Linked DNA regions of Homo sapiens: region 2 is linked to region 1. A link is an interaction called in ENCODE POLR2A ChIA-PET data of the cell type or tissue named here. Cell type or tissue: Panc1. All regions are shown on one strand. Each heading gives the region's core, and the rest is flanking DNA. Links, peaks and the distances in the headings are about the cores only.

Evidence for each region. Peaks named below come from ENCODE experiments on the same cell type or tissue, not always from the same donor. Only the 100,000 strongest peaks of a DNase experiment are listed, where the experiment ranks them.
Region 2: POLR2A ChIA-PET joins it to region 1 with 8 read pairs; 4 of 35 experiments call an interaction of 5 or more read pairs at or near these places.

Annotation. Positions count from the first base shown.
Region 1 is chr5:160,145,029-160,149,422 of GRCh38, forward strand. No RefSeq gene overlaps it. Among named protein-coding and RNA genes, the nearest start is that of PWWP2A, 28 kb to the left of the region's middle. In Panc1, for the core only: no CTCF peak of the experiment used is centred there; no DNase peak of the experiment used is centred there.
Region 2 is chr5:160,037,367-160,041,760 of GRCh38, forward strand. All of the region lies in intron 4 of TTC1 (tetratricopeptide repeat domain 1), which reads left to right. Among named protein-coding and RNA genes, the nearest start is that of TTC1, 30 kb to the left of the region's middle. In Panc1, for the core only: no CTCF peak of the experiment used is centred there; a DNase peak (open chromatin) is centred at 2,605.

The DNA.
Region 1 (4,394 bases), core at 290-4,289:
GCCCAGTTTGCCCAGTTTCATTCTTTTGCATGGCCAGTCAGTTTTCCCAGCACCATTTATTGAATAGGGGGTTATTTCCCCATTGTTTATTAGTGTCAGCTTTGTCGAAGATCAGTTGGTTGTAGGTGTGTGACTTTATTTCTGGATTCTCTATTCTGTTCCATTGATCTGTGTGCCTATTTTTGTACCACTGCCATGCTGTTGTGGTTACTATAGCTTCGTAGTATAGCTCGAAGTCAGATAATGCAATGTCTCTGACTTTGTTCTTTTTGCTTAGGATTGCTTTGGCTATTCAGGCTCTTTTTTGGTTCCATATGAATTTTAGAATTGTTTTTTCTAATTCTGTGAAAAATGACGTTGGTAATTTGATAGGAATTGCCTTGAATCTGTAGATTGCTTTAAGTAGTATGCCATTTTAATGATACTGATTTTTTGTGCTTAAAAGGCTCAATATCGCACAACTAGTAAATCCAGGCTGGGCACAGTGGCTCATGCCTGTAATCCTAGCACTTTGGGAGGCTGAGGCGAGCAGATCACCTGAAGTCAGGAATTTGAGATCAGCCTGGCCAACATGGGGAAACCCCATCTCTACTAAAAATACAAAAATTAGCTGGGCGTGGTGGCATGCACCTGTAATCCCAGCTACTCAGGAGGCTGAGGCAGGAGAATTGCCTGGGCCCACGAGATGGAGGTTGCAATGAGCCGAGATCGTGCCACTGCACTCCAGCCTGGGTGACAGAGCAAGACTCAGTCTCGGAAAAACAACAACAACAACCAAAAAAAAAAAAAAACCCAGTAAATCCCAGGCAGTCCAACTCTAAAATTTAAACATTCTATTAGTTCATATTAGGGTGGCTGATAAATTAATGGTTTAATGAGTGGTCTGTGAAGCAGCCATACCCACTTAGCAGCCAAGTCTGATTTACCTGCAGGAGAACAGAGCTAATGCCTGACCAGGCAGGGCTAATAAGAGTGTCCAGGCAACATGGCTTGAGCACTAGCCCTTAGAGAGATGCAAGAATCCTGGAAAATAATGGGTTTTTGGGGTAACCTTGAAAATACATCCTAGCTTCATCATTTATCCTTTTTGGGGCTCTCTCTGGGCCTCAATTTTTCAATCTGCTATGTGGGTTAATAATTACTGCCCTCAAGAGTATTATGAGGCTGGGCATGGTGACTCACGCCTATAATCCTAACACTTTGGGAGGCAAGACAGGAGGATCACTTAAGCCCAGGAGTTTGAGACCAGCCTGGGCAACATAGCGAGACTCTGTCTCCACAAGAAAATTTAAAAATTAGGCATTGCCGGGCATGTTGGCTCACACCTGTAATCTCAGCACTTTGGGAGGCTGAGGCGGGTGGATCACCTGAAGTCAGCAGTTCGAGACCAGCCTGGACAACATGGTGAAACCCCCATCTCTACTAAAAATACAAAAATTAGCTGGATGTGGTGGCAGGCACCTATAATCCCAGCTACTCCGGAGGCTGAGGCAGGAGAGTTGCTTGAACCCGGGAGGCAGAGGTTTCAGTGAGCCAAGATCGCTCCACTGCCCTCCAGCCTGAGTGACAAAGCGAAACTCCGTCTCAAAAAAAAAAAAAAAAAAAAGTTAGCCAGGCGTAGTGGCAGGTGCCTGTAGTCCCAGCTACTCAGGAGGCTGAGGTGGGAGGATCGCTTGAGCCCAGGCTATCGAAGCTGCAATGAGCCATGATTGCACCACTGCACTCCAGCTGAGACCCTGTCTCAAAAAAAAATAATAAAAAAAAGACAAAAAAGAACTGTTGTATGAAGATTAGATGATCCGAAACAAAAACCACAATGCATCATACCATCATACCTGGCTGGCAGCAGGCATAAAACAGATTTATTTCCTTTCTTTAATGAATCTCTCTCTCTCTCATCTCAACCTGAAGGCTCTCTAATAAGGCCCAGCTGTAGCGAACGTTCTCCAGCTGAGGTGCAAAAGCAGCTATGACCTTTACTCACATCTGCCTCCTCCCACACCAGACACTTCTTCCTTTCTATTTCTAGCTCATTGTTCACCAAGGTCCTTTCCCCTTTTCCAAGGTAGCTAGGATACAGGCTTGTTAGGCCTGGCTCCCAAATTCCCTGATGTGGCCAAGGCAAGGCCTTAGACAAGTGGACACAGGGGAAGCCGGAAAGAACATAAGCAATGGAAAAAAAATGTATCTTGAGAGTGGAGGTAAGGCTCACAAAGCCCTGTCCCATGACAGTAGCTCAGAAGCAGAAAGATGAACCAGCCAGGTTGGAGAAACCTGAACCAAGTCCCAGTGGGGAGGGCCAGGGTAAAGGGGAGCAGGGAATTAGCAGCAACCTTTATTCTGTGAGCAAATTAGGTTACATCTTTCTTTCTTTCTTTCTTTCTTTCTTTCTTTCTTTCTTTCTTTCTTTCTTTCTTTCTTTCTTTCTCTTTCTTTCTTTCTTTTTCTTTCTCTTTCTTTCTCTCTCTCTCTTCTTTTCTTCCTTCCTTCCTTCTTTCTTCTTTTTCTCGCTTTCTCTCTTTCTTTCCTAGTTTATTTAGAGACAAGTTCTTACTATATTGCCCAGGCTGGTCTCGTACTTCTGGACTCAAGCAATCCTCTCACCTCAGCCTCCTAAAGTGCTGGGATTAAATGCATGAGCCACGGCACCCGGCCTCTTTCTTGTTTGCTTTTTTTCTCTCTCTCTCTCCCTTTCTCAATCTCTCTCTTTCCCTTCCTTCCTTTCTTTCTAGATAAAGGTCAGGGATTTTTGTTTGTTCATTTGTTTGTTTCTTTGAGATGGAGTCTCACTCTGTCGACCAGGCTGGAGTGCAGTGGTGCGATCTCGGCTCACTGCAACCTCCGCCTCCCAGGTTCAAATGATTCTCCTGCCTCAGCCTCCCGAGTAAATGGGACTACAGGTGCACATCACCACAACCAGCTAATTTTTGTTTTTGTTTCTGTTTTTTTGAGACGGAGTCTCGATCTGTCGCCCAGGCTGGAGTGCAGTGGCGTGATCTCCACTCAGTGCAACCTCTGCCTCCCGGGTTCAAGCAATTCTCCTGCCTCAGCCTCCCAAGTAGCTGGGATTACAGGCATGTGCCACCACACCTGGGTACTTTTTGTATTTTTAGTAGAGAAGGGTTTCACCATGTTGGCTAGGCTGGTCTCAAACTTCTGACCTCAAGTGATCTGCCCTCCTCGGCCTCCCAAAGTGCTGGGATTACAGGCATGAGCCACCGTGCCCAATCTGTATTTTTAGTAGAGATGAGGTTTTACCATATTGGCCATGCTGTTCTCGAACACTTGACCTCAAGTGATCCGCCTGCCTCGGCCTCCCAAAGTGCTGAGATTACAGGTGGAAACCACTATGCCCAGGCAAGTATTTTTTAAAGGACTGAATGATTTGGGACCTCAGGTGACCTGGTATTAACTGGGATCCATGACAGGCTAGGAAGGACATTGTCTTGGTAGGGGCAGGCTGTTGTAGCTTTTTTTTTTTTTTGAGATGGAGTCTTGCTCTGTCGCCAGGCTGGAATGCAGTGGCGTGGTTTCAGCTCACTGCAATCTCTGCCTCCCAGGTTTAAGCGATTCTCCTGTCTCAGCCTCCCAACTAGCTGGGACTACAGGTGCGCACCACCATGCCCAGCTAATTTTTTGTATTTTAGTAGAGACGGGGTTTCATCATGTCAGCCAGGATGGTCTTGATCTCCTGACCTCATGATATGCCCGCCTCGGCCTCCCAAAGTGCTGGGATTACAGGCATGAGCCTCTGTGCCATGCCTGTTGTAGCATTTTTAAGCACAAGGAAAAATCAGAATACAATGTAGTTTCCTATGGGTCCTTGGGAGAGAGTAAGCTTCCTGTTTAGCAATGCAAGCAACTGGCAGAGCCTTACCTGCTAGGGTAATGGACCACTTGACTTCTGAAGTCACTTTCCCAAACATCAGTGAGAAGGGAGAGTGGGTACATGGAGAGCGTCCAAAGATCTAGGTTCAAATGTCCTTATTTATAGGCAGGGCATCTGATTTTTTTATTCTTTGTTCTTCTGATTAAAACTTTTTTCCAGCCAGGCACACGGGCTCACGCCTGTAATCCCAACACTTTGGGAGGCCGAGGCGGGTGGATCACCTGAGGTCAGGAGTTCGAGACCAGCCTGGTCAACATGGTGAAACCCTGTCTCTACTAAACATACAAAAAATGGCCAGGTGCGGTGGCTCACGCCTATAATCCCAGCACTTTGGGAGGCCAAGGTGGGCGGATCACAAGGTCAGGAGTTCGAGACCAACCTGGCCAAGGGTGGTGAAACCCTGTCTCTACTAAAAATACAAAACTTAACTGGGTGTGGTGGCAGGCGCCTATAGTCCCAGCTACTTGGGAGGCTGAAGCAAGAGAATCGCTTTAACCAGGGAGGT
Region 2 (4,394 bases), core at 106-4,105, 110 kb before region 1:
AGTATGGAATAGGTGAGAGTACAAATATATTTGTTTTATACCATGACCTTATTAAAAGTTAGATTTGGGCCAGATGCAGTGGCTCACACCCGTAAACCCAGCACTATGGGTGGCCGAGGCGGGCACATCACCTGAGATCAGGAGTTCGAGACCAGCCTGGCCAACATGGTCAAACCCCATCTCTACTAAAAATACAAAAATTAGCCAGGCATGGTGGTGGGCACCTGTAATCCCATCTACTCAAGAAGCTGAGGCAGGAGAGTCGCTGAAGCCTGGAGGCAGAGGTTGCAGTGCACTGCACTCTGGCCTGGGCGACAAGAGCAAAACTCTGTCTCAAAAAAAAAGTTAGATTTGTTTCTGATTTGTCTGATTTTCCGATTTAGTCTTCATAATCCTTGGATTGAAATGAGAGTGGTTTTTTTTTTTTTTAAACCATACCACTTTTTAAACTATGGCTACTTACATCCAAAGTACAAAGGATAGGTTATTTAACATACCTTTAAGCAACCATGATGCTGGCTCAAGATTGGAAGTGGCAGTGTTTTCATTTGTTTGTTTAGATCAGATATCTCTTTGATACTGTCTGAAATTCTCAAATGCCTCTACCACAGTCACTTTAGGTGACAAGGTTTTTTTTGTTGTTGTTGTTTTTTTTAAAGGCCCCAGGGCAGGGTTGCGGGGGTGGGTGCTTGAATGCTTGGACATGCAGAAAGGTTACGGTTTTTTTTTTTTACCAGAACTTGTGTAAGATTCAATCTTCAAAGCAGAGTATTTTTGGAGTATTTCATGTGGCATGAGAGAAGAAATAATTTTATAGTATACAAACCAACATTTTGTATTAGAGAAAACAAAACAATTGGTTTAACTTTATTTAAAACAATATTCATTAATGTGTCCCACCAGCAATCAGAATTAACATCTAACAGTTTTTACACTTACCTGGAAAATTCTGATCTTTTAGATTTGCTTCTCCCTTTTGCCACATTTTTAGACTGGACATTGTCATTGTGAAATAGGATCAAGGATGTGCCTTCAGTATCAGAGGAAATGCACCATACCCAGTTGGCTCCTGGGATTTGGGATTCTTTGTTTCTACAGTTGCCCAAGTTATTGATATTTCTAGGTTTGGGCTCACATAAATAGTCTGGTTCTTGAGTTAGGAAAATGTATGGTCTTGTTAGTATTTTGTCTGTCACATCTGAGGAGAACTCAAAAGAGCGTTGCTCTATGATTGTTGCCTGTTCAAAGAATAGTTTTGTTGGTGAAGTTTTCTGTTCTTTTAAGTTGCGTTTCTTTTTTTTTTTTTTTTTTTTTGAGACGGAGTCTCACTCTGTCACCTAGGCTGGAGTGCAGTGGTGTGATCTCGGCTCACTGCAACCTCCGCCTCCCGTGTTCAAGCGATTCTCCTGCCTCAGCCTCCTGAGTAGCTGGGATTACAAGTGCGCGCCACCACGCCAGGCTAATTTTTGTATTTTTAGTAGAGACAGAGTTTCACCATGTTGGTCAAGCTGGTCTCAAACTCCTGACCTCGTGATCCGCCCACCTCAGCTTCCCAAAGTGCTGGGATTACAGGCGTGAGCCGCCGTCCCCGGCCTTAAGTTGCATTTTTAATACTTTATGAAGACTCTAAAATGAGAGACTTGATAACTTCTAGGATTAGTACCCTGACACAATTTAAGGAGCATATTATATTCTAAGTTTTTCAAGGAAATGATGGTTTAACTGCTTTAAGAGGTAAAGATGAAGAATTTCTGAAAGGCAGGTTTGCAAGCTCAGCATCCCTGACTCAGTGCCCCTGGCCACGCTTCACATTTCATATCTGGAGAGAGAAAAGGTAACCTGGAGCTAGGGCAGAGTTTCAGCTCTAGGTCTCGCTAGCTATACAAGAGCAGAGCCCTAAAAGAGTAGGTTCTCTTTTTTTTTTTTTTTTTAACTACTGTCCTTATATATTATATACATTGTTTTATATGTATAGTTAGATTTGTTTGTCCTTATATGCTGTGTACATTTGTTTTGTCACTATATATTATGTATACTGTTTTATATAGATAGATAGCTACCTATATATAAAAATTATGAAAGAATGGTAAAGTTGTGATTTTTTTTTTTTTCCCACACACTCCACTTTGGGGACTACCATTGTAAGCAGCAGACAACACCTGGGTCCTCTGAGGTATTAGTAGACTATGAGCCTCAAACAAAAGTTTCTGCAATAAAATTCCATAATTCCTTGATTTGAGGAGACAGTGGATAAGATGCACTACAGCTTAATAATCACTTCTAGGCACACAAAGAATACCATCACAACAGTTGTACACATAAATTGTAAAGATTTATTTCTATTTCAGAAACTGTGAAATTGTGTGTCTTTGACTTATAGAAATGTGATAAGTTGAAAAAATATTGACTTATATAAAGTTATACAGATTACTTACAGGACTTCTTAGAGTTTTTGATATTTGAATTGGTATGCTGAACATTGAAAGAGAAATAAAAAAAGGTCCCAGATGACCCTGAAACCTTTTTTGTTTTGTTTATTGTGGTAAAATACAGATAACATAAAGTTGGCCATTTTAAAGTACAGTCATGAGTCACTTAACAACGGGTATACATTCTGAGAAATGTGTTATTAGGTGATTTCATCATTGTGCAAACATCATAGAGTATACTTACACAAATCTGGATGGTATGGCCTACTACACACCTAAGCTATATGGTATAACCTATTGCTCCTGGGCTACAAACCTGTACAGCATGTTTCTGCACTGAATTACTATAGGCAGTTGGAACACAATGGTAAGTATTTGTGTATCTAAAAAGAAAAGGTGCAGTAAAAATGCAGTATTTTTTAAATGGTGCATCTATATATATAGATACATAAACACACACACATATGTATACACACACACACACACATACATATACCGTGTATGCCATGAATGGATCTTGCAGGACTGGAAATTGCTCTGGGTGAGTCAGTGAGTGAGTGGTGAGTGAATGTGAAGGCCTAGGACATTACACTACTGTAGACTTCATAAATATCTTACATTTAGGCTTCACTAAATTTATTTTTTTAATTTTTCTTTAATAAATTCACCTTGGTTTACTGTGCCTTGTTTTCTTTATAAACTTTTAAATTTTTTTAAACTCTTTTATAATAACAGCCTAAAACATAAACATGTTGTACAACTACAAAAATATTTTCTTTATGTCCTTTTCTCTTCTGAGCTGGGGCAGGGTCTTGCTCTGTTGCCCAGGCTGGAGTGCAATGGCACAGTCATCGCTCACTACAGCCTTGAACTCCTGGACTCATGCGATCCTCCCACCTCAGCCTCTCCAGCAGCTGGGTAGCTGGGACTACAGACCTGCACTACCACTCCCAGCTAATTTTGTTTGGTTTTCTTTTAATTTTTTTTTTTTAATTTTTTTAGAAATGGGGTCTTGTGTTTCACAGATTAGTCTTGAACTCCTGGCCTCAAGTGGTCCTCCTGCTTTAGCCTCCCGAATCACTGGAATTATAGGCGTGAGCTACTGTGCCCAGCTATATCTTTATTCTATATACTTTTTTCTATTAAATAATTTTTTTTTTTTTTACTTTTTAAACTTTTCTGTTGAAAACTAGGATGCAAATACACACAGTAGCCTAGGCCTACACAGGATCAGGAGCATCAGTATCACTGTCTTCCAGCTCCACATCTAGTCCCACTGGAAGGTCCTCAAGAGCGACACATACATGAAACTGTCATCTCCATCTCCTATGATAAAAATGCCCTGTTCTGGAATACTTCCATACTTCCGATAGGACCTGCCTGAGGCTGTTTGACAGTACACTTTTTTTTAGTAGAAGGAGTACACTCTTAACATAATAAAAAGTAGTGTATAGTAAATACATAAACCAATAACAGCCATTTATTATCAAGTATTATGTATGTATTATGCTTTCTTTCTTTTTTTTTTTTTTTTGGAGATAGAGTTACTCTGTTGCCTAGGCTGTAGTACAATGGCGCTGTCTCAGCTCACTGCAACCTCTGCCTCCCGGTTTCAAGCAATTCTCCTGCGTCAGCCTCTTAGGTAGCTGGGATTACAGGTGTGTGCCACCATGCCCAGCTAATTTTTTTGTATTTTTTCTAGAGATGGGGTTTCACCATGTTAGCCAGGCTGGTCTTGAACTCCTGACCTCAGGTGATCCGCCCACCTTGACCTCCCAAAGTGCTGAGATTACAGGCATAAGCCACCATGCCCGGCCTGTGTTATATTTTCACATGACTTGCAGTGCAGTAGGTTTGTTTACCCCAGCATCACACCAACACCTGAGTAGTAGGTTATGCCATGATGTTATGACGGCTACTATGTCATTAGGTGATAGGAATTTTTCAGCTCCGTTATACTCCTAT